Linked DNA regions of Mus musculus: regions 2 and 3 are each linked to region 1. The links are chromatin loops, found by intact Hi-C in ENCODE. Cell type or tissue: heart. All regions are shown on one strand.

What was found. Hi-C counts contacts between places; a loop is a spot of excess contacts. Peaks named below come from ENCODE experiments on the same cell type or tissue, not always from the same donor. Only the 100,000 strongest peaks of a DNase experiment are listed, where the experiment ranks them.
Region 2: a loop joins it to region 1, with 2.2 times the contacts of the local background. A loop is called at or near these places in 2 of 42 quality-filtered maps.
Region 3: a loop joins it to region 1, with 2.4 times the contacts of the local background. A loop is called at or near these places in 18 of 42 quality-filtered maps.

The regions. Positions count from the first base shown.
Region 1 is chr2:166,083,785-166,086,284 of GRCm38, forward strand. It overlaps Sulf2 (sulfatase 2), which reads right to left. Exons shown (of 21, transcript NM_028072.5): 8 at 1,899-2,027; 9 at 602-658; 10 at 72-201. Among named protein-coding and RNA genes, the nearest start is that of Gm52534, 35 kb to the right of the region's middle. In heart, a CTCF peak has its summit at 1,365 (motif pointing right); DNase peaks (open chromatin) are centred at 527 and 1,367.
Region 2 is chr2:166,325,860-166,328,359 of GRCm38, forward strand. No RefSeq gene overlaps it. Among named protein-coding and RNA genes, the nearest start is that of Gm30733, 41 kb to the left of the region's middle. In heart, no CTCF peak of the experiment used is centred here; a DNase peak (open chromatin) is centred at 1,272; H3K27ac peaks cover 258 bases.
Region 3 is chr2:166,785,742-166,788,241 of GRCm38, forward strand. No RefSeq gene overlaps it. Among named protein-coding and RNA genes, the nearest start is that of Trp53rkb, 6.8 kb to the right of the region's middle. In heart, a CTCF peak has its summit at 1,018; a DNase peak (open chromatin) is centred at 1,070; H3K4me3 peaks cover 1,637 bases; H3K27ac peaks cover 1,148 bases; H3K27me3 peaks cover 313 bases.

The sequences.
Region 1 (2,500 bases):
GGGACCAGAGCCTCCCATGTAACCATGGCAACCACACCCCAGAGGACCCAGAAGATCCGCCATCTCCTCACCTGCCCCAGCTGTTCGCATGCTGTCTGGTACTCAGCTCGCTGACACAGGTCCTTCACGCGCTGGTACTTGGGCAGGAAGTTCTCCTCCTGGGCATTCACTTTGTCACCCTCCCTCTTGTGGAGCAGTTTGCTGAGGGAGATGCGGGGCTGGTTGAACTGGGTGGAGCCCTGGGGCAACTTGTGCTTGCCTAGGCTGCCGGCCCTGCATAGCTCTGTGGAGACCTACTGTGGAGGATGGGTGGCTGGTGGCTTGAGAGCACCTGGGTTTTAATGGGAAGTCTACAGGAGCTGTCTATCCCAGATGGCCTGAGTTAGGATTAAATGAACAGTGATGACATCGTACAGGCTCTGCCAAGTATGTTGAATGGGGACATGTGGCCTCCAGATTCGAATTCTGCATGAGCCACCCAATTGTGACAGGGAATTTGGACACAGCTCTGAGTCACCCAGTCACTAGCACAGCACTATTCAGCCTCCCACAGTCTTGTGACCACTCCTCATGGGGGTCTTCCTGCCCGGCCGGCACTCACCCTCTCTCCACCAGGAAGGAGTCTCGCCAGACCCTCAGCTTCTTTTTCAAGTGGAACCTAGAAAACAAGCAGGTCCAGCATCCTGTCTGCCGGGTTCCCGTGTCCCCAGCCCTGTCCACAGGTTCTCCATACCCTGGGCCAAGTGGCAGTCATTGAGTGACACTGGAAAGGTTTCCACACCCCAGGGACAGGGCTGCTTCTCCAAGATGTGTTCTGAATGCCTCTTTGTGGTTGAAATGGGTACAGTTACATGGGCATTTGCACGTGTGTGTGTGTGTTTGTGTGTGAGTTTTGGAGTCTCTCAGGAGCCCAGTTCTGGGCTAATGAGTGCCTGCAGGGGGTCATTTCTCCTGATCTATGAGATAACCAAGAAGTCAGACTCTTCGTCACAATGGCTATGACTTTTGTGGCCCTATTGATGGGTGGTGGGACTGACCGGGAGTGTGTTCCAGGTGTCCTGGGTGGCTGAAGGAAGCAGCAATGAAATGGGGGAAAAAAAAAAACAAAAAAAAAAAAACAGAAAGGAAGGTGGAAAGGAAGGTGGCTAGAGATGAGGAACCAGAAAGGCAGGAGCGACCCCTTGTGGTCCCCGATTCTCAAGTGTCCTGTGCCCCTACACTCTGCATGTGTCCATTTTAGACCCTTCCAGCCCCCTTCGTTGGAAGATGTACCGACCTTACAGGGCCACCAGCCACCTGTAGATCTCAGGGCTGGGCCCCCTGGGAGGAAAGTCTAGGAGAGGCTCACAGAAAGATCTGTTATCCAGGGGGCAGTTTCACTGTTGACCACAAGGGGTCGCTCCTGCCTTTCTGGTTCCTCATCTCTAGCCACCTTCCTTTCCACCTTCCTTGTTTTGTTTTCCCCATTTCATTGCTGCTTCCTTCAGCCACCCAGGACACCTGGAACACACTCCCGGTCAGTCCCACCACCCATCAATAGGGCCACAAAAGTCATAGCCATTGTGACGAAGAGTCTGACTTCTTGGTTATCCTCTATCTCTCTAGGATTCAGAGAACACAACTTTCCTTTACTGGGTTACTATGAGGGCCAACGTGCTGGAGTGCCCGGGGCACAGCACAGTGCTACTGTTAACTTTGGGCTTTTCATCCTTTTAGCTTTGGAAGGTCCTTAGCTCCAAATGGGAGGATAGAATCCCAGAGAGGGCTGGTCCTTCAATCTCTCATGGGTTAGTGGGGGGCACCTAGATCCTGATTCCAGTGGCCTTCCCAGTTCCCCGTGGTTGAGTTCCCCCTGGCTAGGGAGCCTCCTTCCCTGGGTCTCTCTTGCTCCTTCTCACCGGTTCACTGGCCGCTCTGAGTCCAGTAGTTTGAGAATAGACTTCCCGTCCATGTCTGCAGGGATGTCCAGTCCAGCGATATCCAGTATGGTGGGGGCCAGGTCAATGTTGAGGACAATGTGGGGGTTCCTGGGGAACAGAGAGGGAGTGGAAACTTGGCCACCTGGGTGGCAGCTTAGCTTGGGACAGAGGCATCTGGAGGTGAAGAGGGAGGGACATCTGCAAATGAGAGAGCTTCCATCCTGACACTCTGACCCGTAGGGAGGCCAGTTCCAGCCGGACCGTCCGGTGCTGCACTGTCAAGGTTACATGCCCTAATACTATCCTCCTCTGCCTCTAGGGTTCATGCCCGCCCTCTTGTTGGTTCTTGCTGGCTGGGCACGCACAGTCTGGCCTCTGAGCACCTGTTATACTCGACCCAGAATGATTTTCCTCGAGGCAGCCGTGTGTCGCTTTTAGCTCTTAACAAGGAGTCTGGTGACAAGCCCCATAGGCTTGGGGACCCCACTCCTGGGATCACATTAGGGTGATCCACTCAGTAGCCACCCATGTGAGAGGGGCCCGGCAAAGACTATGAGGGATGGGTTGGCGCTCCAGCTGTT
Region 2 (2,500 bases), 240 kb after region 1:
GAAGGGAGCCAAAATGGTGTGCACGAGAGAAGACCAGAGAGGGAGCCAAGAGGAGAGAGCAAGGACAGAAAAAAAAAAAAAAGACAAGGTAGCAGCAGCCTGGAGCTGGCGTGGTCAGGCCCATCGGGACTACAGGCTGAGTTCAGACCCTGCCTGGGCAACTTATCTCGACCCTGTCTAAAATATACAGTGAACAAAAGAGCTGGAGGCAAGGTTCACTAGTAGAGGGCTTGCCTAGCATTCTGAAGTCCATAGGTTCAATTCTCGGCACCACCATCACGGGGGTTGTGGGGGGGGGGAGAGATTGTGGAGAGACTACGGGTAGGGGGAGAGCAGGGGAGGAAAAATGGGTGAGCACAGGAGGGAGGCTGACTGGTACCCAGCCTTTTCTAGAGGGTCACAGGCATGACTCCATTCCACACCACCCCCAGCGGCAGGAATCATGTTATAAGTAGATGAAGATTGTTGGCGTTGTAGAGGCATGGCCTTTGATTTGATTTATTCTTTTGATTGATTTTACTTTATTTTTTTATTTCTTGTCTAGGTCATTGTCGTATCTTTAACACAAAGAATGCCGTCTGACGCAATGGATGCTTAAGAGATACTTGCTGAATGAAGACTAAAGACTGAAAGTGACGGACAAGAAAGGCGGTACGCCTTGGATGGATATTTCTCCAAGAAAGATAAGCACACTTCTAGTACCCCTCACTCACCATCAAGGATGGAAATTGAAAACTCTGGGGAGTTTTAATTTAAAATGCCAGAGGGGGCCCAAAGGTTAAGAGCACCGGCCGCTCCTCCAGAAGCCCCAGGTTCAGTTCCCAGCACTCACGGGGCAGCTACCAGCTGTCTGAAACTCCAGTCCCAGGGGATCCTACTCCTCAGAAAAGACCTCAAAGGATATTGCACACTCACGGTGCACATACATGCATGCAGGTGAGTCCTTTGCACACTAAATAAAAATAATAAAATCTTAAAAATCACTAGCGAGGCTGAGAAGCTGCTCTCACCCTCACTAGGAGGGCTGCTATGGAAACAAACACAAGCAGAAAATAATGAGTTTGGGATAAGGATGTGGAGACTGGTAAATCTTACACACTGATGATGGGACTGTAAAATAGCAAGGTCACCACTGGAAGCAGTATGGCAGCTCCACATAGAAGTGAGACTAACAGCTGCCAAGCCCCCATGAGGCTCCAGGCTTACCCCATGCACCAAGGAGGAAACAACTTGTCTGGATCTGGAACCAACTAAGAGGCAAGCTCCGGGCTTTTCTTGATTGGATTATCTGAAACACGTGGGTGGCGCCTTCTGGTGGCACGGGATGGGGGACTCAGAAGAAGGAAGCTGTTTTTCTCCTGCTTGCTCTTCCTCTTGCTGGCTGGTTCATCTATCCCATTGCTGTAGCAATGGACTGAAACTCAGCAGCTCTCCGGGCCTCTTCCAGGCCATCAGGGTCAGATTGGACCTGCAAGAGCATCCAACCTCATGCCTTCCAGGTCTTTCCGTGTGAGCCAGTCATTGTTGGTCTTCGCAGGTGATGCTGTTTAAGCCACTCTAACAAAACAGATCCCTTCCTCTAGGGAACCTAACTAACACACAATGTGATTCACCCACTCCATCCCATTCCAAAGAACTGATTTCCACAATGGAAGGCAACGTGTGCACACGCATGCGCCGGTGTCCTCAGCGTTAAATATCATGCAAGTGCCCCTTGCTCAGTGAGCAAACAAAGAAAATGTGACCTACCCACATGGTAAAGTAGTATTCCGTTCCCAAAAGGGAGAGAAGTCAAATGGGTGAAGGGTTATGGTACAGCGAAACCAGCCAGTCTCATGAAGGCAAACTCTGTACGACTCCTCTCCCATGATGTACCTACATGGGTATTTTCATAGGGACGGGAAGTTGAGGGTGGATGTCCCGGGCTTGGTAAGGTGGAGAGCAAATGCAGATATTTGGTTAGAGTTCCAGTTTTGTTACATGAAGGATTCTGTGGGCGGCTGGTAGAGATGGCCACACAGCACCACGTATGACTTGAAGGTAGATTTTATATGTGTGCTTCATATTTGTGTATATGAACACATTTCAGGTTCTGACAGTCTCTGCCTCCCCCGTGCTGGGATTACAAGCACTCGCCACCACACTGTATGAGTGCCAGGGAGCAAACTCAGGTCTCATGCTTGCCAGGCAAGCACTCCACCAACAGAGCTATCTTGTCTGCCCCCAGGTGCAATGGTGAAATAAATGGTACTAGCTGAGGGAAGAGAACAGCGACCGGGAGCTGCTGGTCCCTGCTGCAGTCTTGGTCCCAGGCACTGGCAGCTGTGGAGTCTTCTTAGGGCTGGTCAGTAGAGTCTCAGCCTCAGGGGACACAGAAGAGGAAAAGACAGGAAGACACAGAGACTGCATAGAACCCACCAGGTCTGAGGGAAAGGAAGATGGCTAGGATAAGCATGAGGGGTTGGCGAAGGGTAAGGCAAAGAGACATGGGCAGGTTGGT
Region 3 (2,500 bases), 700 kb after region 1:
TCCTCTGGAAGAACAGAATGTGCTCTCAACCACTGAGCTATCTCTCCAGCCCCTGTCTTGCACTTTAAAATATTTTAAATTACGTTTACTTATCTACTCAGGGAGGTGACACTTAGGGACAACTTGCATCTATCATTTCTCCTCCTTCCACCATCTGAGTCTCAGGGATGGAACTCAGGTGACCAGGCTTGGTGCAATCGCCTTTACCTGCTTAGCCATCTCACCAATTTCTGATAACTTCTTTTCCATGACCACCGATGTCTTTTACTCCTTGATTAGTTATCAGAGTGGTTAGCATGCCCTGGCACAGAACAGGTATGGTCGTTAGGGTGCTGTTCCGATCAGTTTTCTCACCCAAAGGACAAAAGAGAAAGTTACCACCAAGCTGCCTAGGAAGTAGCACTGGCCTGTGCTTCTCTCACAGGCTGTGCGGACTCGATTCATTTAAAACTCTTGTAAATAGAATCAACGAATGAAGCAAGACTGACGATTGGGGAATGAAAGAGACCACGGTGAGAGGTGATACCTGACGGCAGAAACTGTACCCACCACGCATGCAGGGCAGACCCCGAATCTACCCTGCACTCATTCCATACAGAAATGCAGATTCGCTTCCACCCCGCACCTGCCTCAAACTCTTCCTCCGCAAAGTCTCCATACCACACACATCGCCTCCGCCCCATACGCCGCATCCACCGCGCACTCACCCAACACTCGCCACAGACCCTGCATCCACTTCACACATTCCATATTCACTTGGCACAGACCACAGACACAGCATCCACTCGCAGAGGACAGACCTCTCTCTCAACATCAAGCCTGTACACACTGGAGAACCCACATCCACCCCACACAGATCTCAAACCCCTGCATCCTCCTGTTCCTGCTGGTCGCGAAACCTTCCTCAGCGCGGCTCCCAAGAGGAAACTAGCTGCTCCCTCCGGGCTATCGACCCGGACTCGGTCCGGGATACCGACACCGACTAAGCCCGGGCATCTTGGTGGGCCACCAGTGCTCTGAGGAGCTGAGTGGCGACGCGGGGGATCGCTGGGATTTGTAGTTCCAAGGCCACGCCCAGCACTACGGGTCCCAGGAGGCCGTGCGTGCGACAGGGGCGTGGTCACACTGCCTAAGAGGCTTTCTCCTCCCCGGAGCTAAAGAGAGCATAGTTTTCCCCCCATGCTTGTCTCCATCCTGGAGTCCTGACATCTATGGCGTGTTCATTGTGGGCCAAACACCGTTTCTCAAGACTAGTAGCTGAGGCGGCAGCGTCAATACTTTTTAGACGAGCAAACTGAGGCCCGAGGTCAGGAGCCCTAAGTCACTGGTTTGAAAGGGCATTGGGTCACAAGGCATTCAGACCCCAAGTATCACGGTTTACATCAGAGAACAGCTTGCGATACAGTGGGGGAAACTGGTGCCGCCAGAAGTGGCACAAACTGTCACCCCATGTCTCCTGACATGATGAAAAGCAGAAGAACACTAGGTAGTGTTCTTGCCTCCGCCACCCCCCCCCCCAAAAAAGTGTCTCAGCTATTACAAAAGAAGAGAACCCGACAGGAGCAACATGATATAGGGAGAATTTGGGGAAATCTCAGTGACTACCTTTCCCGACTGTCAAACCTGAAGAGCTGAATGGTAGCATCGGAACCTAAATCTAGAAGAATCTGACAACTTTATAGGGCCAAATCCAGTGGGGGAGAGAGAGGGAAGGAGGGAGGGAGTAAGAGAGAGAGAGAGAGAGAGAGAGAGAGAGAGAGAGAGAGAGAGAGAGAGAGAGAGAGGCAAAAGCTGCTGCAAGGGGGCTGGGGACATGGTTCAGTGAGTCCAGATCTCCAACAGTCACGGAGGCGCCCTTGGGGTTAGGAGTAAGCAGAGATGACATGATCCCTGGGGCTCACTGAAGTTCAGTGAGAAAGCCTATCTCAAAAAAGCAAGATGGAAGGTGATGGAGAGATGGCTCCGTGGTTAAGAGCACTTGTTATTCTTCCAGAGGTCCAGGGTTTGATTCCCAGTGCCCATATGTTGGCTCACAGTGGTCCATAGCTCCAGTTCTGCTACCAGGGAACTCATAACTGTTTCTTTATTTGACCTTCACTGGCACCAGGCACCCATGAGGTACACAATTATACATTTGCCAAACACACATATAAATAAAATATACCTTAATTTTTGTTTGTTTGTTTTTAGAGACAGAGTCTCTTTGTGTAGCCCTGGCTATCCTGGAACTCCCTCTATAGATCAAGCTGGCCTTGAAACTCACAGATTATCCACCTGCCTCTGATATTAAAGTGCTGATAATAAAGGCATGTATCACCACACCTGGGTCAAAATATAATTTCAAAACACATTTGTGTGAAAAAGCCAAATCATCTAAAGAGCAGTCTCTTGGCAATCAGTTTGGACCTAAGTATCAGACAAATATTCCAGCAGGACAGGTGGAGTCAAAAGTTAAAGAATTAAGGTGTATGCCCGGCGTGGTGGTGCACGCCTTTAATCC